Regions from separate parts of the Homo sapiens genome. Here region 2 is linked to region 1. The links are chromatin loops, found by intact Hi-C in ENCODE. Cell type or tissue: OCI-LY7. All regions are shown on one strand. Each heading gives the region's core, and the rest is flanking DNA. Links, peaks and the distances in the headings are about the cores only.

Evidence for each region. Peaks named below come from ENCODE experiments on the same cell type or tissue, not always from the same donor. Only the 100,000 strongest peaks of a DNase experiment are listed, where the experiment ranks them.
Region 2: it touches region 1 in a loop (4-fold over the local background); 3 of 110 quality-filtered maps call a loop at or near these places.

Annotation. Positions count from the first base shown.
Region 1 is chr4:2,691,322-2,702,250 of GRCh38, reverse strand. FAM193A (family with sequence similarity 193 member A) reads right to left here. Exons shown (of 21, transcript NM_001366318.2): 16 at 8,377-8,665; 17 at 7,122-7,305; 18 at 5,658-5,888; 19 at 1,707-2,571. Among named protein-coding and RNA genes, the nearest start is that of TNIP2, 60 kb to the left of the region's middle. RefSeq lists enhancers at 5,147-5,496, 6,196-6,255. In OCI-LY7, for the core only: CTCF peaks have their summits at 5,611, 6,525 and 6,751; DNase peaks (open chromatin) are centred at 5,640 and 6,360; H3K4me3 peaks cover 1,889 bases; H3K27ac peaks cover 3,116 bases.
Region 2 is chr4:2,950,694-2,961,622 of GRCh38, reverse strand. NOP14 (NOP14 nucleolar protein) reads left to right here. Exons shown (of 18, transcript NM_001291978.2): 2 at 3,883-4,017; 3 at 4,812-4,953; 4 at 7,060-7,199; 5 at 7,978-8,112; 6 at 9,226-9,348; 7 at 10,378-10,509. NOP14-AS1 (NOP14 antisense RNA 1) reads right to left here. Exons shown (of 4, transcript NR_015453.2): 4 at 10,545-10,929. Among named protein-coding and RNA genes, the nearest start is that of NOP14, 7.2 kb to the left of the region's middle. In OCI-LY7, for the core only: CTCF peaks have their summits at 6,025 and 6,231; a DNase peak (open chromatin) is centred at 6,702; H3K27ac peaks cover 611 bases.

The sequences.
Region 1 (10,929 bases), core at 1,592-9,591:
ACAGCAACATAAAGAGTGTTCGTAAAAGATTCTCATCTATAGCATCAAGTAAAACTTCGTGGATCTATCCTGATATAACTAAGTGAATGAAAAAAACACATGAGGTTGGAAAGCTCTTCCTACAGTTGAATGGCAAGTAACAAATATAGAAAGAATAATATTAGAAAATTCACCATTTGGGCCAGGGGTGGCAGCTCACGCCTGTAATCCCAGCACTTTGGGAGGCTGAGGCAGGCGGATCAACTGAGGTCGGGAGTTTGAGACCAGCCTGACCAACAAGGTGAAATCCCATCTCTACTACACAAAATTAGCCGGGTGTGGTGGTGCATGCCTGTAATCCCAGCTACTTGAGAGGCTGAGGCAGGAGAATCGCTTGAACCCGGGAAGCGGAGGTTGTGGTGAGCTGAGATCGTGCCACTGCACTCCAGCCTGGACAACAAGAGCGAAACTCCATCTCAAAAAAAAAAAAAAATCACCATATGACAACACAGTAATAAACATTTCCGGCAAGAATCATTAATGGATGCTACAACTAGTCGGTGAATGTTCAATAAAAACAGGATACTCATTTCCCCATAAGACACTTACTAATTAGCAAAGGAGAAATATTAACTTGACCGTAGTGAAAATGGGCAGACCAGCTCAACCCAGGATCAGAGTTCCCATCCCCAGTGATGGGACAGACACCGTCACCCACTTCCTGGTGGGATATACCAACAGGGACTGGCCACATCAGTGGTGTTGCCGCCAAAACATGGTATCTGAACCTGACTGGGAAGACATGGGGCATGCACCCTGACCAAGGGATCCTCTAAAAAATAAATGCGCTGCACTCTTCAAAAAAGTAAAGGTCATGAAAAACAGAGAAACCGATCCAAAGGAAAGGAAATTAAAGAGATACGACATGGGATCCTGGATTGGATCCCATGTCAGGAGAAACAACAAGAGCTTTTTTTTTTTTTTTTTGCTATAAAGGATGTTAAAAGGACAATTGGAGAAACATGAGTAAGGTCTACAATTAGAGAATAGCATTGGATCAGTGTCAACTTCTTCATTTTGATCACTGTACTGTGGTTTTATAAGTGTCTTTATCTTGAGGAAATATACATGGAAGTATTTTAGGTTAAAGGGGTATCATGTATGAAGTGACTCTCCTTCTGTCCAGAAAAATAAGAGAGAGAGGGAGAGAGAGAATAACGAAGCAAACATGGGAAATACTGATGTTGGGGAACTAAAGTTGGGGAACTGGAGGGGGTAGAAATCCTCTCTCTCTCTATATGTATTTTTTGAGATGGAGTCTCTCTGTCACCCACGCTGGAGTGCAACGGCATGATCTTGGCTCACTGCAATCTCTGCCTCCTGGGTTCAAGCGATTCTCCTGCCTCAGCCTCCCCGAGTAGCTAGGATTACAGGTGCACCACCAAGCCCAGCTAATTTTTTTTTGTTATTTTTAGTAGAGACAGGGTTTCAGCATGTTGGCCAAGCTGGTCTCGAACTCTTAACCTCTGGTGATCTGCCCACCCTGGCCTCACAAAGTGCTGGGATTACAGGTGTGAGCCACCATGCCTGGCCCCTCTACGCTCTTTTCTACAGGAGGGAGGCCACATGGCGAGAGCATGCCAAACCCAGTGTTTTCCTATACTAGCACATCACACATGGAAAACCAGGCATCGCTCAGAAATACCTTCCCGCTATTCTGTATTTACCAATTGAATTGTTGACTCTGTCTCCTTTCTTCTTCTTATTTTTCTTGTTCTTGCCCTTTGGCTGAGGGGACTCTGCCAGCACCAGCTTGCTGTTCTGCTGATGCTCACCGGGAGAGGTGGGCTCCATAGGGGTTGGGTTTGACTTTTCGTCCTTGATGTGGTTCAGCTGCTTTTTGTTATTGTTATTACTGTTGACTTTTCTCTCCTCTCTTTTCTGCTCTGTGATGGACATGAGGTCGACCACCTTAGCCTTTGACTCAGTCTGGGCCCGGGGCTTGGACTGCCCCTCTGTGGCCTTGGGGGGCTCTGTGGGCCTCCTCGCTGGCTCGCTGCTGGCCTTGCTGGTCTGCCTCAGCTTCTGCTTGCCATTTCCTTCTTTATGGTGCTGCATGATGTCGAAGAAAAAAGAGAGTGGCTCATGCTGCTTCCCATTCACCTCCTTGGGGAGGAGAAATTTGGAGTCTCTGGTGTCGACGGGGTCTGCAGCATCCCCATCAGCCCCTAGCCCTGGCCTGGGCTCTGAGTGGTTCATATGCCTGGATGGGGAGTGAGAAGAGGTTTCTGGTTCTTCAGTTTGCTCTAGTGAGCCATTGTGGATGTTTCCAGAGTTAGGAACAGACTCTGTTGCTGCCTGGAAATTTCTAGTGAGCATGTCCAACTTGGGGCAGTCTTTACTTGGCCTCTCCTTCTTCTTCTTTTTTACAGCTCTTAGCTTCTGAAGCTCCTGAAGCCGCTGAAATTCCTCCTTGAAACGATCCTCCTCTTCTTCCTCATCCTCCTCCTCCTCCCGCCGCCTCTGCTCCTCCTGGAGGTGCAGGTGCTCCCGGGCCCTGGCCTCTGCTTCTAGGCGAGCTTTCTCCTCCAGCTGCCAATGCAAAAAGAAGGCAATTTAAGACTACAGTGAGTGCTAAAAATTAAGTCATACAGAAAAACTAAGATAATTTCAAAAACGAATCACATATGGAACATAAACTCTGAAGAGGCTGTAATAAATCAAAACTTAACACACACCCACCTCCAATTCTCTTACTCTGCAGGATTGTTAAACTTCATCTATTTACTAAAGTATATGCTTACTTATTTGTGTGTGTGTGTGTGGGGGGGGGGGTGGTAGTTAACAAAAAATTCCCGATAGCCTTTGACCTGGTACTAAACACAGTAACCAAGGACAAAGCAGCTGCAAAGCACACATCCAGGGAGTCAGCTACCCCCTCACAGGTGCGGCAGGGCATCATGCCGCCTGGCCGAGTGGATGATGTAACCAATACCACAGACTGCCCGGGCAGTACTGAGGCTGTACACGTGCCGCCAGAACTCTGAGCAAACCCACCTTTCCAGGCGAAGGCTAATGCATTCACTTGAACAGGGAATGTAAGAAATGTGTACCAGGCTGGTGCAGTGGCTCACACCTGTGATCCTAGGAGTTCAAGAGCAGCCTGGGCAACATGGCAAAACCCCGTCTCTACAAAAAGTATCAAAATTAGCTGGATGTGAGGGCGCACGACTGTGGTCCCAGCTATTTGGGAAGCTGAGGTTTGAGAATCGCTTGAAGCCAGGAGGTTGAGGCTGCAATGAGCTGTGATGGCACCACAAAAAGCAATGTGTAGTAAAGAACTAGAAATTCCTTCTTCCCACCCTAGCAGATAAACAGAAGTGCCATATATTTTCACTAGTGTGACAGATGTGACAGAGCAAATGACTCACTGTCCAACTTGATGGAAAATTAATTTTCATCCCAAGTAAAGACAGCATTTGAGTAGTGATGCACACAAACTCCAGGGGCACAAATGGAAACTGTTCTTTGTGTTCAGAAAGCAGATGAGAGTCATCAGTGTTAGGAGCACGGCTCCACCCACCACCAACCTTTAGAAATGCTGGGGCTTATGAGAAACTCTGCCAAAAGCATTTCTCCTAGAGAAATAGAAAAGTACTCCCCAAGTGTAAATTATTTTTCACAATATTTTAAACAGGCAAATTGACTTGTCTTTTGAAAAACTTAAAAATTATGATAAAAATTTAACAATGGTATGTTATTAAAAATTTCATTTGACAATTCAAGTAAAAATTATTTAACATCCTTCTCCATGTGTATGTCAGGAGCAGCACCCAGCAGCCACCTCGTGGATGGGTCCTGCAGTCCAGTGTCTAGAGTGAGCTGTGGGCCTGCACGGGAGCAGAGGAGAGACCAACTCCATCAGGACACTCGCTGGCACACACTGGCCAGTTGGCATCCTCTCAGAGCTGATCTAAATCCAGCACACGTGCCTTGTCAATATATGGACAAATAACAAGCATGTAAAGGCAGGTGCCCTGGTCTCCAGCAGAACGGCTGCCCCAGCACAGGCCCCCGGTTTGGACCTGCTACGGGACAGAGTCCATAGGTCAACTATTGCTGTCCCTTCAACAACCAGCCAGCCAGTGAGCCTCAACACACATCTGTGAGCTGCTCTGTAAAATGGGTGCAGCGTAGAAAGCACCAGGAGGTGGTCCCTCGAGGTGGGACTGGGTGCTGGGCAGGGCCTATGACATCAGCCTCTAAGGTTCAGCTGGGCCTCAAGTCTGGATTCAGACCACCTGCAAGGTCAGAGGGCAAGAGCCTGGGGTGGAGAGTACCCTGAAAACTCAGGAAGGCGTCCCAGAGGCCTCCAGTGAATCCCAATGGGACGTCTCAGGGCCTTGGACCATCGTGGGTACCCCGATGCTGGACGCTCCTGAATGGAGGACACACTGTGTTCTCTGCACTCCAGCAGTCTCTAGTCTTCTGGGGCACGGGACAAGGCTTCTCCCCCAAAGCCTCCCAATCAGGCCCAATAGTCAGTCTAAATCTACTGTAGGACTGCGAGGTATGAGCAGAGCTCTTGAGGGTAGAACAATCACAACAGCTAAGATACAAGTAACAACACAGGACATCGGGCCCACCCTCTGGTCCACTGTGGGATCGTCCTCTTCCTCACCTTTTTGCCTGACCATGCTGCAGACAGAAACCTGGCCTCTTCCCAAGACCACTGTCCTACTGTCAGAACCCCAGGAACCTACAAGTTCCCTCTGCATGCAGCCCACATCTGCTCACTGAGGTCTGGTTCTTGGAGCCTGACACTTTTAGGGAGCTGAAACCAGAAGGCTCTTTGGAACTGCTCCAGCATAGGGGCATTTAGACAATCCTCCAAGAGAAAAAAGTTGTCTTTTTTTTTGAGACAGTCTCACTCTGTCACCCAGGCTGGAGGGCAGTGGCATAATCTCGGCTCACTGCAACCTCCACCTCTGAGGTTCAAGTGATCCTCCCACCTGAGCCTCCTGAGTAGCTGGGACTACAGGCGTACACCACCATGACTGGCTAACGTTTTTTGTATTTGACATTTGCTTTTTGTGACACACCATGCCCTCTGGTAAGGAGGGAACTGCTCATGTCTTCCCATGAAGACTTATTTTCCTCCCCTCTAATCAATGCCATGTGCTGGTCTTCATCTGGAACAGCAGTGGGACAAGAGCAGCATGGGGGACATGCTCAGACCTGAGTCCAGAAGACTTCCCTGTGCCAAGTGCCCCGCCCCAGTCTCATATCAAAGACACTTCTGAACCCACAGGCCCCAAAAGCCCACCTGGGCCTTTCTTCTATCATCTCTACAGTTGACGGCTCCTTTCTTCGAAAAGAAGGTTCTCCAGCAGATAAAGCTGGAGTGTCTGCTGCTGCCCTCATGATGGCCAGCACAAGAACAAACCCATTCTACAAAAGGGGAAGTAATTTCCCGAAAACACAAAGTTAAGTTTTTTACCAGTCTCCAGTTCAGGCCACCAGAGACAGGCTGGCTCTCAGAACAAAGTTGTGGGCAAGTGAACACACGTCAGAGCCCCGACCTCCTGTGGCTCAGCCCTGCCTAGAGACTGGCGTGGCACGGCACCTTCAAATGCCCTCAGACCTGGCGCCTCCAGGTGCTGAGAACTGTCACTTGCCTTCCTTTGCTTATGCCTTGCTCGCTTCGCTGCACGCGTGCTGCTCACTGGTTTGGTTTCGGAGCTATTTATAAACTGCAACAAATCCTCCACCCTCCGATGGTCAACGACGCTTTCCCTTTCTGAGATCTGGTCCATTTTTTTAGGTTGCTCCTCTTTCCTCTTGGTCAGCCGTAAGCGAAGCTTTTCCCTCATTTCTGCATAATTTCTACTTGTTGGTGCAGCTGGAGGCTGAGAAAAACAACAAAGTTATGCTTAAGTTTTAAAAATTTTGAATATAATAAATTTCAGACCACACCTCCAAAAATAAACTGTTTTATTACTCAAGTAGTATATATTTGTTGTGAAAAATAAGGAAATACAACAACCAGCAGAAAAAGAGAAAAACCTATCAGCAAGTCACCCAAAAGTGGCATTTTGATACCTACTCTCAAATTTTACATATTCATGAAAAACCTGATAAAGCATGTATAGCTATGCACATAAGTGGATTTTTTAAACTGAAAAGGAAACAATTACAAATCCTGATTAATGTATTTTATTTATTTATTTATTTATTTATTTTTGAGACAAGGTCTTGCTCTGTCACCCAGGTTGGAGTGCAGTGGTGCGATCATAGCTCACTGCAGCCTTGACCTCCTGAGCTCAAGCAGGGGTGTGCTGTCACACTCAGCTAATTTTCTTTATCTTTTGTAGAGACAGGGTCTCCTGTGTCGCCCAAGCTGGTCTTCAATTCCTGGGCTCAAGAGATCCTCCCTTAGCCTCCCAAAGTGCTGCTATTACAGGCATAAGCCACTATGCTTGGCCTCTACCTGTTATTTAACATGGTGTGAATATCTTTTCATGTCAATAAATGTGTCTGTAGTATCTTTCCATCCATTTGTGGGTTTCCTTTTTGGTGCCAAAAAAAGCCCTGAATCCTACTGCCAAATTTCTTGCTATAAAAACATGTGAACATTTTAGGAAATGCAAACAGAGCTAAAGCAGAAAAAGAACAACTATAAGCCCCTGCTATTCCTGTCACCCATCCCTCTTAAACAGTGGGTGATAATTGGTTGTATAAATTAAATCACAGCTCTGGAAAGATGGACAAGTATGTGTGTGTACCAACGCCCTCTGTATTCAAACAAGAGAAACCCAACTGCACACACACAACGCTGCTGTCGCTGGCTACAATGTTCCACCATATGGATACACCATGGTTAACAACCTCCTACCAATGGGTATTCAGTAGGAATACCTCACTGCTGATTTACCAGTTACCTTAAAAACCACAAAGTAAAAAATGAAGAAAAAAAATCATTATGGCTAAATCTTTGGGCATATATTTTTCTTTGTTTCTTTACAATGGATATACCCTAGAAGTGGAATATACCCCGAATTCAACCTAGTACAGAATTTCTGCAAAGGAGCCCGTGTGTTGCACACTTCCCACATCATGATGCGCTGACCTCATGCACTCACCCCGCCGTGCCCAAAGAATTCGCAGTAGCAGCAGTCGCAGTACTTGCCCTCCTTCTGGTTGGTGGAGGTCGAGGTGCTGGAGCTGTGCTCAGAGCAGCTGTCCTCATCTGCACTCTCGTCCCCATCATCCTGCTGTGGGTCGTAGACACCATTCTCGCAGCGGTGCCCTTCGCAGTCAGGGTCACTGCAAAACCGCATACAAGCTCATCAGCAAGTGGCCGGCCCGGGAGGCAATGACTCACATTGTTGCACATGACCACCCACTGTCCTGCCCATTTCACAGACAAGAGGCAGCGCAGAGGGTGCATAGTCCCAGGGTTACTAGGGAGTCATACACAAGCAGCAAGGGGCTCACGTGGGAGACATGGCGTGTGCGCATGCATGCAGGCGGTCCCTCAAAGTGCTCACAGAGCGCCACTGAACAGGAACACGTAGTCTCTCCAATGACTCCTTCTGAGACTGCCCCTGCCACCACAGCTTCCATACTAAGGGGCTTCGAAAAGGGGTATAGCTTCAAACAGGCGAGTTCAAAGGTAACAGAATTTGTCTTAAAAAGAAAGTCTGGCCAGGTGCAGTGGCTCACGTCTGTACTCCCAGCACTCTGGGAGGCCAAGGAAGGTGGATCTTGAGGTCAGGAGTTCGAGATCAGCCTGGCCAACATGGTGAAACCCCATCTCTACTAAAAATACAAAAATTAGCCAGGCATGGTGGCGTATGCCTGTAGTCTCACTACTTGGGAGGCTGAGGCAGAAGAATCGCTTGAACCCAGGAGGTGGAGGTTGCAGTGAGCTGAGATCGCACTACTGCACTTCAGCCTGGGCGACAGAGTGAGACTCTGTCTCAGAGAAAAAAAACAAAAAACAAAAAAACACACCTGTTGAGTGTTTGTTGTATTGTGTTTTTACTATATACACATTTCATTCATTTTCCTCTGATTCCACCCTAGGTATAACAAATACAACTTATACAATGAGTAAAAAACAATGCACACCCCCGATGCTGTCAGTGTTTAGGCGTAGTTGGCCCACCTATCCATGGCGGCCCACGGCCCCTGCTCTTCCCTCTGCAAAACTACAGGCTGAGATGGGAGCCCCCCTCTACCCATGGCCTCTGCTGGGGACATCCCTGCATTCCCTCGGCATTTCACTAGACTTTTCCACTGCATGGTCCCAGGGGAGTTTCTGTAGCTGTGTTAGTGAGGCATAACACCCATTTTCCAAAGTGCTCCCACGTCCCCAGTCAGGACTTGGCTCACCTGCAGACACTTGGAGGGGCGCTAATGGAGCCATCTGTGGCCGGGGGTAGGGGTGCAGGACAGAAACTCTTGCGTGTGTCCACAAACCCAGGAGTTGTGGTTGCTGTTTTGGGGAATGATGGGGCTGCAAGATTTGCAAGGTGAGGTGTGGAGGCAGGTGAGAGCGCAGCAGGTGACAGCGCAGCAGGCGAGAGCGCTGGGAGGGGGGCCAAGCCCGTGGGGCTATTCCTCGGGGCGGCTGGGGCCGAGTGTCTGTGGTCCTCCTTGCTGATGCCATGAAACACGTCACCTGCATTTAGAGAGGCGAGAGTCACTGCCAAGTTTGTTTCAAAAATGTTCAAACCTGTAGAAAATCTGAAAGAACACACAAAGAGTACCCATTCATCCTTCACCTTGCTTCATCTTCACGACCTAATATTCTGTCATATTTATAAACTTTATTTCTTACAGGCACACACACTTTTTAGCCGAACGTCTGCAAGTTACACTCACCTCTGAACACTTCGGTATGAACTCCTCAGAACATCGACAGTTTGGTTTTTTAAAAAAAATTTCTTGGCCGGGCGTGGTGGCTCATGCCTGTAATCCCAGCACTTTGGGAGGCCGAGGCTGGTGGATCATGAGGTCAGGAGATCGAGACCAGCCTGACTAACACAGTGAAACCGCATCTCTACTAGAAATACAAAAAATTAGCTGGGCGTGGTGGCACATACCTGTAGTCCCAGCTACGCGGGAGGCTGATGCAGGAGGATCACAGATCGCACCACTGCACTCCAGCAGCCTGGGTGACGGAGCAAGACTCCGTCTCAAAGAAAAAAAAAAAATCACCTTTTTCTAAGAGACAGTGTCTCACTATGTTGTCCAGGCTGGTCCTGAACCCCTGGGCTCAAGCAATCCTCTCACCAGGGCCACCTAAAGTGCTGGGACTACAGGTGTGAGCCACTGTACCGAGCTTTTTACTTAAAAATTTCCTCCCTTCTCTCTCCTCTCTTTTCTTTTCTTTCTTTCCCTCCCTCCCTCCCTCTCTCTTTTTTTGACATTTTGCTGAATACCATGATCACCTCACTGGCATTTAACACTGACAGGATACTCTCATCTAAGGTATAACCCATATTCCATTTTCCAATTTCCTTCACATGTCCATTATAGCTTTCCCACTAACCCAGCCTCTTCCAACCCTTTTCTCTTTTCACAAGACTTAACATTTTTAATAGGCTACCTGTCTGCCAATTTGGATTTGTCTTGTCTTGGTAGATTTGGATAAAATGTTCTGGGCACAAATCCTGCAAATATTACGTTGGATCCTTCTGAGTTTGTGGCAATGGGATGCACCCAGTGTCTCTCTGTTTCATGGTGGTGTGCATGGCACTGTCTGCTAGGTTCCTCCAGAGTCTGGCACCCACCATTCCTTTGTAATCTGTCGGTACCCAGTGATAGGGTTTGGTTGTGTCCCCACACAAATCTCATCTTGAATTTTGTTCCCATAATCCCCCCATGTGGTGGAAGGGACCCAGTGGAAACAACTGAAGCGTGGGGATGGTTTCCCCCATGCTGTTCTAGTGATAGTGAGTGAGTTCTCACGAGAGCTGATGGTTTTATAAGGGGCTTCCCCCTTCGCCGTGTACTCGTTCTCTCCCCCGTGAAGAGGTGCTTTCCACCATGATTGTAAATTTCCTGAAGCCTCCCTAGCCATGTGGAACTGTGACTCAATTAAAACTCTTTCCTTTATAAATCATCCAGTCTTGGGTATTTCTTCATAGCAGTGTGAGAATTGATTAACACAAGCGCCCATCATCCTGCTGTAATCTGTCAGTACCCTATGGGTGCTGCTTTTGAACAGTAGAAATACTCCATTCCCCAAACTGATATCCCTTGTTAACCTCCATGAATGCTGCATACTTGCACCAGCTGTTACCCTGGGGGTGCAGCATGCTGACTTGCCACTCTTATCCTTCTTACACATTTAGAGGAGGTGTGCTTTTAGAAGAAGGAGCTTCCCACCCTACTGCTCTGTTTGAGCATCCCAATCCTTATGGATTCTTGACTTTATTTGTATGCTATAGTCAAACTTCCTGTTTTTTTAACTTTTTTTTTTTTTTTAGAGACGGGGTCTCACTATGTTGCCCAGGCTAGTCTCAAACTCCCAGGCTTAAGCAACCCTCCCCTCTCAGCCTCCCAAAGTGCTGGGAGCTACCACACTCAGCCTCCTCATTCCTTTTAATGCTCAATCTGTCCCAGCTTTGGCTAGTGAGGCCTCCTCGAGCCAGCTACTGAGTTGCCATTGGTCTCTGATCACATTATTGCTTTTGGGCCCCCTAAGTGACAGCCAGGGGCTGTACCCTAGGCTGGGTGACAGGCAGCCCTGTCAGCTCACATCTGCTCAGCATTTTCCTAAAGCAGCTTCTGAGAAATCTTGCCACATGCTCAGAAAGCAATGACCTCCTAGCCTGGCCAAAATGGTGAAACCCCGTCTCTACCAAAAAATACAGAAATTAGCCGTGCGTGGTGGTGGGCACCTATAGTCCCAGCTACTTGGGAGGCTGAGGTAGGAGA
Region 2 (10,929 bases), core at 1,625-9,624, 260 kb before region 1:
AAGTGTGGCACTCACAGCTGTCTGAGGGACAGCAGGTCGTCCAGTTGACTCCAAGCTTGATAACGCGTGTAGGGGCCGTGAGGCCGGCGCAGGAGGCCTGGGTCTTTTCATGTGGGTTAGTCCCTTAGAAGTAAACAGGCTGCCTCAGTTGGCTTCTCCCCTCTGGTCAGTTGTAGCACTCTGAGGCACTCAGTCTGGCAGGAAGAGGGCAGCCCCCAGGTGCCAGTCTCAGGACATTGCTTTATAGCTGTGCCTCAGTTTCCTTATTTCTGAAATAATTTATAAAATAAGTTATATTAATGTAGTTCTTAAATCAGTAACTATATTAATATAGTTACTATATATTAATATACTAACTATATTATTAATATAGTTACTATATATTAATATACTAACAATATTAATATATTAATATATTATTATAATATTAGCATATTAATATATTATTGTAATAGCATATTAATATATTATTATATTAGTATATTAATATATTATTATAATATTAATATATTATTAAAATATTAATATATTATTATAATATTAATATAGTATTAATATAATATTGATGTAGTATTAATATAATATTGATATAATATTAATATAATAATATTGATATAATATTAAAATAATATCGATATAATATTAATATAATATTGATATAATATTAATATAATAATATTGATATAATATTAAAATAATATCGATATAATATTAATATAATATTGATATAATAATATAATAATAATGTAATTATAATATTAATATATTGATAATGTGATTATAATATTAATATATTGATAATGTGATTATAATATTAATATATTAATATTAATGTGATTATAATATTAATATATTAATATTAATGTGATTATAATATTAATATATTAATATTAATGTGATTATAATATTAATATATTAATATTAATGTGATTATAATATTAATATAATATTAATATAATAATATATAGTAACTATATTAATAATATAGTTACTGGTCCCTTACAGTTGGTCAGGCCTTGTGCCACACGGTTTACATTTAATCCTCACCGTTATGAGGGGGAAGTACTGTTATCCCCATTTTATGCCGTAAATTCCATATGATGTCACAACATCTATATAGTTTAAGAAAGAAAGAGAATCACAATAATGTAGAATAACTCATATTACGTATTTATAGCCTAAGGGCTGTTCTTCACTAAGATTTACCCATAGAATCATATTCCAGATAATGAGAACTAATATTTTTAGAGGCAGAGATGGCTGATGCCTGCCCCATCTACCCCCTTCCTGCTAGAAGCCAGTGACACTCCCTCCCTCTGCAGGGACAGACCTCAGAAGTCTTCTCGGTGTATGCTGGGTTTGGTGGCTCACACCTGTGATCCTAGCACTTTGGGAGGCCGAGGCAGGCAGATTGCCTGAGCTCAGGAGTTCGAAACCAGCCTGGGCAACACGGTGAAACCCCATCTCTACTAAAAATACAAAAAAATTAGCTGGGCGTGGCAGCGTGCGCCTGTAATCCCAGCTACTGGGGAGGCTGAGGCAGGAGAATTGCTTGAACCCGGCAGGTGGAGGTTGTAGTGAGCTGAGATTGTGCCACTGCACTCCAGCCTGGGCGACAGAGCGAGATTCCATCTTTAAAAAAAAAAAAAAAGGTCTCAGTGTAGCATGCAAGCAGCCTCTGTCCGTACAGAGTTCATCGAGCAGTACAGGCTAGCACATGTAATGTGCTCCCATCTGATTGCCAGCTAGACCTTGTGATTTAAATAGTGAGATGTTGTTTTAAAATTTTGCTCTGCGGATAAAGAATGGTGAAGGTTCAGAGAGCTTAACCTGATTCAGTACTGTGTGTGGTTCACTATCAGCATCCAGCAGGATCTCGCTCTGGAATGGCTCGTAACAGAAGCGGAGAGAACAGAGCAATGGCGATGGAGCCCTCTGGTCTATCTGGGGACACTCGCTGTCTTTAGACTCTGGTTCAGGAAATTGTACCCAAGGTGGTTTGTTTGTGTTTTTTGTTTTTTTTTGTTTTTGAGACAGAGTCTTTGTCTGTCGCCCAGGCTGGAGTGCAGTGGCACAATCTCAGCTCACTGCAAGCTCCACTTCCCGGGTTCACGCCATTCTCCTGCCTCAGCCTCCTGAGTAGCTGGGACTACAGGCGCCCGCCACCACACCCGGCTAATTTTTTTGTATTTTTAGTAGAGACGGGGTTTCACCATGTTACCCAGGATGGTCTTGATCTTCTAACCTCGTGATCCGCCCGCCTTGGCCTCCCAGAGTGCTGGAATTACAGGCGTGAGCCACCGCGCCCGGCCCCAAAGGTGTTTTTAACAAACATTGTTTAGCACTGCCACGGTAGGAAGTTACTAGAAGTTACTAGGGATTAATAACTCAGCGTGTGTCAGTTGAAACAAATTGGTTCTTGAAATATTCTTGAAGAAAATGACGAAAATTGCCTTGGCAGTATTTATTGAACTAATGGATGGTTTCCTACTCTTCAGGTAGCAGAGGGGTTTTTCATGCATTTTAAGTGTAATAATAGCACTTTCACATTTCAAAGTGAGATAAGAGAAATGGTTTTTTCACATCCTTTTCTCCTGTCCACATGATTAATATTTCGGTTGACCTCTCCAGATGGAATGTGCTCTAAATGGAAAGGAGGGCCAGGTCGTGCTTCTGTCCCTGCTGGAGCATCTTCTGCTCTTGCCCAGCTGCTTCTTAACCCCTTCCACTCTCTTTTCCTCCTCTTCCAGCTCCTGGTTTTGACCTTAAATCTGGGTTTCTTAGCCTTTAAGTTCATCTCCGACCCTGGGGAAGTGACCTATGTCTGGAGCAAAATCTGACCTGTCCCCTCCTGAAACAGAACTTGGAACCAGAGTGGCAGTGACCAAGTCACCACACGCTCCCTCCTGCCACACGCACGCATTCTTTCAAAGTGACTTCACAAATTAGAGGAATCCCTGAGGAAGGCAAGGAACACTTAAGTCGGGTTAGATGAGAGGTTTCAAATGTCTGCCGAGGCACCGATTTGTGGTGGGTTTGTAAAACCACTGAATTGGATCATTCCAAGGGCCTTCCATGGCATCAAGATTTTGCCTTGATGCCATTTCCTTTCGGAATTGCTGTGTAAACACCAGTGTAATGGCAGTTCCTTAGCAAATAGAAGAAGTTCCGCAGCAAGAAAGAGTTTGCAATGTGGCCATCTCAGGTTGCAGAGGCCACTCGTTCCTCACCCATCTCTGTCCTCTCACAGCTTTCTTTAGGGAATTCAACCTCCAGGACAGCCAACTTTGAATACTGTTAAACTTGGTCTTTTTTTGTTGCTGCTGGGAAAATAACCAAATTATTTGATACTTGCTAACCGTATTTAAAATATTGCTCCTCTTGGTGTTATAAAGGTGAAGCCCCTAAACTGTGACCTCGCTAACTTGTTTATTGCCTTGTGTCTAGTATGAACTCACAACTACACATTTCTTAGGAGTACCTTTGATGGGAAATAGTACCCTCCTCCATGACGGAAGGAGTCTAAACCCATTTCCACTTTTCCAAATGTGCACGTTTTAAACCTTAAGGCAGCTGTTACAGCCGAGGGAGCCATTCATGCCTTGAGCTTGACTAGTGTGTTCTTTTTTACCCTTCCTTTTGGCACCGGTAGACTCTAAAGAAGAAAAGAAAGTGATTGCCCCATTATCCTTGAAAGTTGTTTTGCTCTTCTCAAAATTCTGTGATTAGTAGAGAAAGCCTATCGTGCATGAAAGCAGATTGGGTGTGAACTTTGACATCACTGTGCATAGCCCTGAACTTTAAAGTATGCACTGTTCTGATGTCCCCTGTAGTGGAAATCACAAGAATTTTTTGTGAGATTGTTTCTGACCTGTTTTCCAGCGTACACAGACTTTACTAAAAGAGTACAAAGAAAGGGATAAATCCAATGTATTCAGAGATAAACGCTTCGGAGAATACAACAGCAACATGAGCCCCGAGGAGAAGATGATGAAGAGGTTTGCTCTGGAACAGCAGGTATGGAAAGAAACTGGAGGAGGGTTTTTGCTGTACATTTCACAGGGAAGTCAAGGCCAAGGAGAAGGCTGACTCTGCATGTTTTGCATGTTCCTGGGCACTCGGAAGGTCCAGGGGATAGCCCTCGAATCCTGTGCCTTATCTGGCTAGGCCAAAGGAGAAGCAACCTCTTCTGCAAATGTTAGCTGAATGGATAAATGCCTTAACTCTACTACACGGCAGCAGTGTGCACAGGAGTTCTCAGCTGAGCAGCATTGCTGGAGTGGAAACTGGCCCCTGGGCTTATTTAAGAATTCCCCTCCATGAGGCCGGGCGCGGTGGCTCATGCCTGTAATCCCAGCACTTTGGGAGGCTGAGGTGGGTGGATCATGAGGTCAGGAGATCGAGACCATCCTGGCCAACGTGATGAAACCCCGTCTCTACTAAAAATACAAAAATTAGCCAGGCGTGGTGGCGCATGCCTATAATCCCAGCTACTCAGGAGGCTGAGGCAGGAGAATCACTTGAACCAGGGAGTCAGAGGTTGCAGTGAGCCCAGATCACTCTACCGCACTCCAGCCTGGGCAACAGAGCGAGACTCTGTCTGAAGGAAAAAAAAGAATTACCCTCCATGAGTTTCATTTCTGTCTGAATCATGAATCATTGCTTAGTTGACCCAAAATACTCTTTAAGGCTGCTTAGGATTCGTTGTCATATTTCAAATATAATGGAAATATATATATCTACCTTATCTTTTTTTTTTTGCTGTGAAATGGAAGTGGTAATTTTAGGAAACTTTTTTTCTCTTCTGTCAGCGACATCATGAGAAAAAAAGCATCTACAATCTAAATGAAGATGAAGAATTGACTCATTATGGCCAGTCTTTGGCAGACATCGAGAAGCATAATGACATTGTGGACAGTGACAGCGATGCTGAGGATCGAGGAACGTTGTCTGGTGAGGCTGGGGTGCTGTGCACGGGCCTGTGGGCGTGGAGTCAGGGAGAGTCTGTTCATTGTTAGACCTTCTGCTCTTCTTAGAGACTAGAGAAAGTTATTGCATGAAAGTTTTACTGATCATTAACCTCTCTACAAATTTCACAAGTGACAGTTTTTATGTATTTTTGTTTTTTTTTTAAGTTTTCAGAACTTTAAGATGGTGTGTAGATAGATGCTTTTATGGGCCAAGAAAGCATGTTGATATCCATTATTTTATTTGAACCTCAAAATAGCTCGTTCTACCCATGAGCTCAGAGAAATAAGGTGTTTTGCCCGATGCCAGAGTCAGAGCTGTGGGGAGAACCCACCTCACTGACTCCAGGTGCCTCACTGAATGCACTACTTTGCTCCCCCTACTTTATCAATTCCAGCCTAATATTTGTACCAGTGGCATTGATGTAGTTCCTTTAGCTTTTACCTACTGTGGAATTATAGCAGTTTGAGGAAAATCATATTGAGCCTCATATCTGTAGATAACAACATGAAACAGATAAATTTTGGCCTTAAATAATGTTAACAGAGTTTAAGATTCAGTTCGGGTCTGACTGTCTTGAACCCTATTTATAAGGTTGCAGTCATGACATCAATTACTTGACATTTCTTGTAAGTTAAAGTAGGTCCCATTTCCAGCATCTTCAGAACAAAGGTGTACAAATCTAAAACTGACTCTCAAAGCTTTGTCTTGTCAGTGTGTGAAAGTTAAGGCGTTAAAGCCTGGGGCTGCCTTCTGATATTTGGCTAATCCAGGGGGTAAAAGGCTTAGGAATTAGGGCAGCAAGCATGTGGTGCAGAACCCGCCATCTGCGGCACACCAGGAGGCCCCGCCACTGCTCGGCTTCACGGGCGTGAAGAGAATGGCCAGTTATTTTAACCCCTCTGTGCCTTTGTCTTTGCTCTTTTCATTGTTCAAGACTTCTCGTGGACCCTTAGCTATAAAACGCATTCCCTGGGGAGATCCTAATTCCCCGAGACTGGAGGTAACTGCCTTGGTGTGAGTTGGGCGAGTGGCCTTCCCCTCATTGCCAGGAGGCGCTGTGGCGCAGGTGACTAGAGGGGGCGCCGTGGCGTGCAGGTGACTAGAGGGGGCGCCGTGGCGTGCAGGTGACTAGAGGGGGCGCTGTGGTGCAGGTGACTAGAGGGGGCGCCGTGGCGTGCAGGTGACTAGAGGGGGCGCTGTGGTGCAGGTGACTAGAGGGCGCCGTGGTGCAGGTGACTAGAGGGGGCGCCGTGGCGTGCAGGTGACTAGAGGGGGCGCCGTGGTCCAGGTGACTAGAGGGGGCGCCGTGGCGTGCAGGTGACTAGAGGGGGCGCCGTGGCGTGCAGGTGACTAGAGGGGGCGCTGTGGTGCAGGTGACTAGAGGGCGCCGTGGTGCAGGTGACTAGAGGGGGCGCTGTGGCGTGCAGGTGACTAGAGGGGGCGCCGTGGTCCAGGTGACTAGAGGGGGCGCCGTGGCGTGCAGGTGACTAGAGGGGGCGCCGTGGGGTGCAGGTGACTAGAGGGGGCGCTGTGGCGCAGGTGACTAGAGGGGGCGCCGTGGCGCAGGTGACTAGAGGGAGCGCCGTGGCGTGCAGGTGACTAGAGGGGGCGCCGTGGCGTGGAGGTGACTAGAGGGGGCGCCGTGGCGTGCAGGTGACTAGAGGGGGCGCCGTGGTACAGGTGACTAGAGTCTCCAGGCCCTGCCCAGGGAGGTGGGAGGGACACAGATTGCACCACTGATCCTGGGCGACGCTCCCACCAAGACCCTGGAGTCAGCTTGCTCTGGGTTTGCCAGTCTTCGCTAGAACCAGCACAATCAAAAATAGGTGCTGGGTGTTTCCAGCCACTTGGGTTACGGCCAGTTGGGAGTGTAATGGGTCTGGGTTTTCTCAGAGTGGCTTACCTTGGGTATTTCTCAAGTGCCATTGTGCCTGTGGTCTCAGGCCAGGCTGTTGCGTGTGAGCATTTTTTTCTCAAATGTGGACTTTTCCAGACCACTATGGGGGAAGCACTGGCAGAGTGCTACAGGAAACACTTCCCACGCCAGGGCTGGGCTTCACTGTGGGGTTTTCTGCCTTTTGCCCCCAGCTGAGCTGACTGCTGCCCACTTTGGAGGAGGCGGTGGGCTCCTTCACAAGAAGACTCAACAGGAAGGCGAGGAGCGGGAGAAACCGAAGTCCCGGAAAGAGCTGATTGAAGAGCTCATTGCCAAGTCAAAACAAGAGAAGGTGGGTTAGTGAGTGTTCTTGATCATCTTCTCCACGGTAAGACAGGCTCACCAAAATGTGTTTGAGCTTTTTTTTCCTGTACCTTTTTAGGCTGTGTTTAATATTTTATATGAGTTCAGTAAAAGCATTTATTGTGAGTAGGAATTTTAAAAATCACATAAAGCATATACCTCGGACAGGTTTTGGTTCTTTTGCCTTTTTTTGGTTTATGTTTTGTTTTATTTTGAGACGTAGTCTCTGTTTCCCGGGCTGGAGTACAGTGGCACGATCAAAGCTCACTGTGGCCTCAAACTCCTGGGCTCAAGGATCCAGTGATCCTCCCACCTCAGCTCCCCAAGTAGCTAGTGGGCGCCACCATGCTCAGCTAATTACTTTTTGTAGAGATGGGGATCGTGCTGTGTCGACCAGGCTCAAGCAGTTCTCCCACCTTGGCCTAGTTCTAAAGCACAGGGTGGGCCACTGCACCTGGCGCGGATGGGTTTTTTGTTGTTGCTGGTTTTAGTATCTGACATGTGCCCAAAAAATCACTTTTTTATTCATTTGCAGTGAACTGCTCAGAGCATCTAAATTAATGGTTTATGGCAGGAAAAGATTTCCGTCTGATGAGATTTGGTAGCTTTGCATTTAAAATACTCATTTCTCCTGGCCTCTTTTCTGTGTTGAAACGTTTGGTGCCAACTGAGTGATCACTGTGTGTGTCCTTGGCACTGACATTGGGCCTCTGGGTTGAAGTCCAGTAGTAACGGTATGTGGTGTGTGTCTGTTATTTTTTCCCCAGAGGGAGAGACAAGCTCAACGAGAAGATGCCCTCGAGCTCACGGAGAAGCTAGACCAAGACTGGAAAGAAATTCAGACTCTCCTGTCCCACAAAACTCCCAAGTCAGAGAACAGAGACAAAAAGGAAAAACCCAAGGTGGGAGCCAAGTACTGAAACAAACTCTTCACTCACTGAGCTTGGGTGACCGACTTTCTCCAGAGAAAGGGCTGGGGCTGGACGGCTCTTCTACCTGTCTCCTTTAGGGCAAGTTTCTGTTGAACATTGATACTGAATTACCTGCTGTGTGTAATCTTGGGGTGGAAGTAGATTCAGTTACTTGAGTCTCTATTGCAGGTGAATTAAACTGAAAAAAGTGGTGTTTCTGGATGGAAGAAGTACTTCAGGGTGGACACGTTAGAATAGGTGTCTGAACTTCCCTGTGACATGTTTGTCTGTTGATACATAATACATACATTTAATATACATTTACTTATTTTTGCCTCTGTAAACAGTTGTTTCCTACTGCATTCTCTTTAGTCGAAACTATTGGAAAATGCTGCATTTGTTTAAGAAACTGCGTTCTCAGAGAAGTCTAGATCCCAGCAGATTAGTGTCATGTGGTCATCTGTGCATCTTTGTCAGTCAGCCTTGATGTTACCGTTACTTTACTTAGTTTCCCACGTTTAGGGCGTAATGCCTGGATAAGTAGCGTTTTTGTTGTTGTTTGAGACGGAGTCTCGCTCTGTCACCCAGGCTGGAGTGTAGTGCAACCTCCACCTCACTGCAACCTCCACCTCCTGGGTTCAAGTGATTCTCTTGCCTCAGCCTCCCGGGTAGCTGGGATTACAGGCGCGTGCCACCATGCTTGACTAATTTTTGTATTTTTAGTAAAGACAGGGTTTCACCATGTTGGGCCAGGCTGATCTCAAACTCCTGACCTCACGTGATCTGCCCACCTTGGCCTCCCAAAGTGCTGGGATTACAGGCGTGAGCCACTGCACCTGGCCTGTTTTCGTTAAAGCAGATGTATTCTGAGAATTTTTCTAGGGGTAAACAAATTCTTTGTGACCGAATGTCCACTGATTTCGCAATCCTCAGGGCTTATCAGAACAGTTTTCTCTCTAGAAGAAAAGACGTAGATGTGGCTTAGCTACTTCAATAACATTATCTAGCCATTACTAGAATGTGCCAGGAAGCTAGATCTTTTCTTTTTGTAAAATAAGAAATAAATATATTTTTAAAATGAAGAATTTCTTCTTTCTACCTTAGCCCGATGCATATGACATGATGGTTCGCGAGCTTGGCTTTGAAATGAAGGCGCAGCCCTCTAACAGGATGAAGACGGAGGCAGAATTGGCAAAGGAAGAGCAGGAGCACCTCAGGAAGCTGGAGGTAGGGTGGCAGCACCTCAGGAGCAGGGCTGTGCTGCTGTCCGTCCACAGCCCCTTCTGCTCCATTTTGCAGGATGGGCTGAAGAGAATACTCTGTTTGATCAGTGGAATATTTTAGTCTATTTAAAGTTTATATTTATTCATGAATACCTTTTTTTTTTTTTTTCTTTGAGACAGAGTTTCGCTCTGTCACCCAGCTAGAGTACAGTGGCACAATCTTGGCTCACTGCAAACTCCACCTCCTGGGTTCAAGTGATTCTCCTGCCTCAGCCTCCTGAGTAGCTAGGATTACAGGCGCCTGCCACCACGCCCGGCTAATTTTTGTATTTTTAGTAGAGATAGGATTTCGCCATGTTGGCCAGGCGGTCTTGAACTCCTGACCTCAGGTGATCCAGTCACCTCGGCCTCCCAAAGTGCTGGGATTACAGGTGTGAGCCACCGCGCCTGGCCCCAGCTAATTTTCAAAAATTGTTTGTATAGATGAGCATCTCCCTATGTTGCCTAGGCTGTTCTCAAACTCCTGGTCTCAGCTGATCCTCCCACCACGGCCTCCCACAGTGCTGGGGTTACAGGTGTGGGCTGCCATCACAGCTGGCTCAGCTGGCTGTTTTGACATAACCACATCACTAGCTTCTTCCCGTGTCCAGTGTGTGGTCAAATAGTGGAGGCCGTGGAGCTGCTTGCTCTTGGCGTCCTGGCTCCTATTCTCTCGGTGCAGGGGGTGATGAGTCCCAGTCGGGGCTGGCCAGCAGAATTGGGCTGTGAAGGCCTCAGAATAATAGGCTTGCCTGGTGACTGGAGAGTATTGGCCACAAAGTTTGAACAGTTGATTTTGTTAAATGAGGAATGTGCTGCTTAGCTAGTGTTTGCATGCCTGATTGAAAACTGCAGGCAGAAAGCAGGCTGGATGCACCAGCCTCAGAGCTGGGAGGACCGTAGGCCCAGCCCGCTGCCCAGGGCAGGACTGCACGGCCCCCTCACCATATGTTGGAAGAGTGTGCTCTAAGACATCTCATTCCTTCCTGCTCAGGCTGAGAGACTTCGAAGAATGCTTGGAAAGGATGAGGATGAAAATGTTAAGAAACCAAAACATATGTCAGCAGATGATCTGAATGATGGCTTCGTGCTAGATAAAGATGACAGGCGTTTGCTTTCCTACAAAGTAAGATGTTTGCCTTCATTTTCTCTTTCTCTCTCTTTTTTTAATTTAAAAACATTTTTTTGGTATTCATTTTAGGGATTTATTACAGTTGGGAATTTTAAATCTTTTTAACCAGTTTCTCTAAAGTTCTTTATCTGGGTGTTTATGGTATATCAGATATTAAAACTTTAGAGAGAAGACTTTAACAATAGTATGTGCACTCACTTGCTCACGCTCTCTTTCTCACTCTCTCTCTCTGTCTCAAAGGAACACAGATAAAACTGATTACTCGGTTAACATCAACTACTTTTGTTAATAACTGTATGATTCTATCTGCATGACCTCATCATACTATTGAGGGAGCTAACTCAAGGCTAGAGTTGTGAATTTTCTTTGAGTGATGTCATTGAGTTTCCATGACTGGTGTAGTTTTTAATTCAC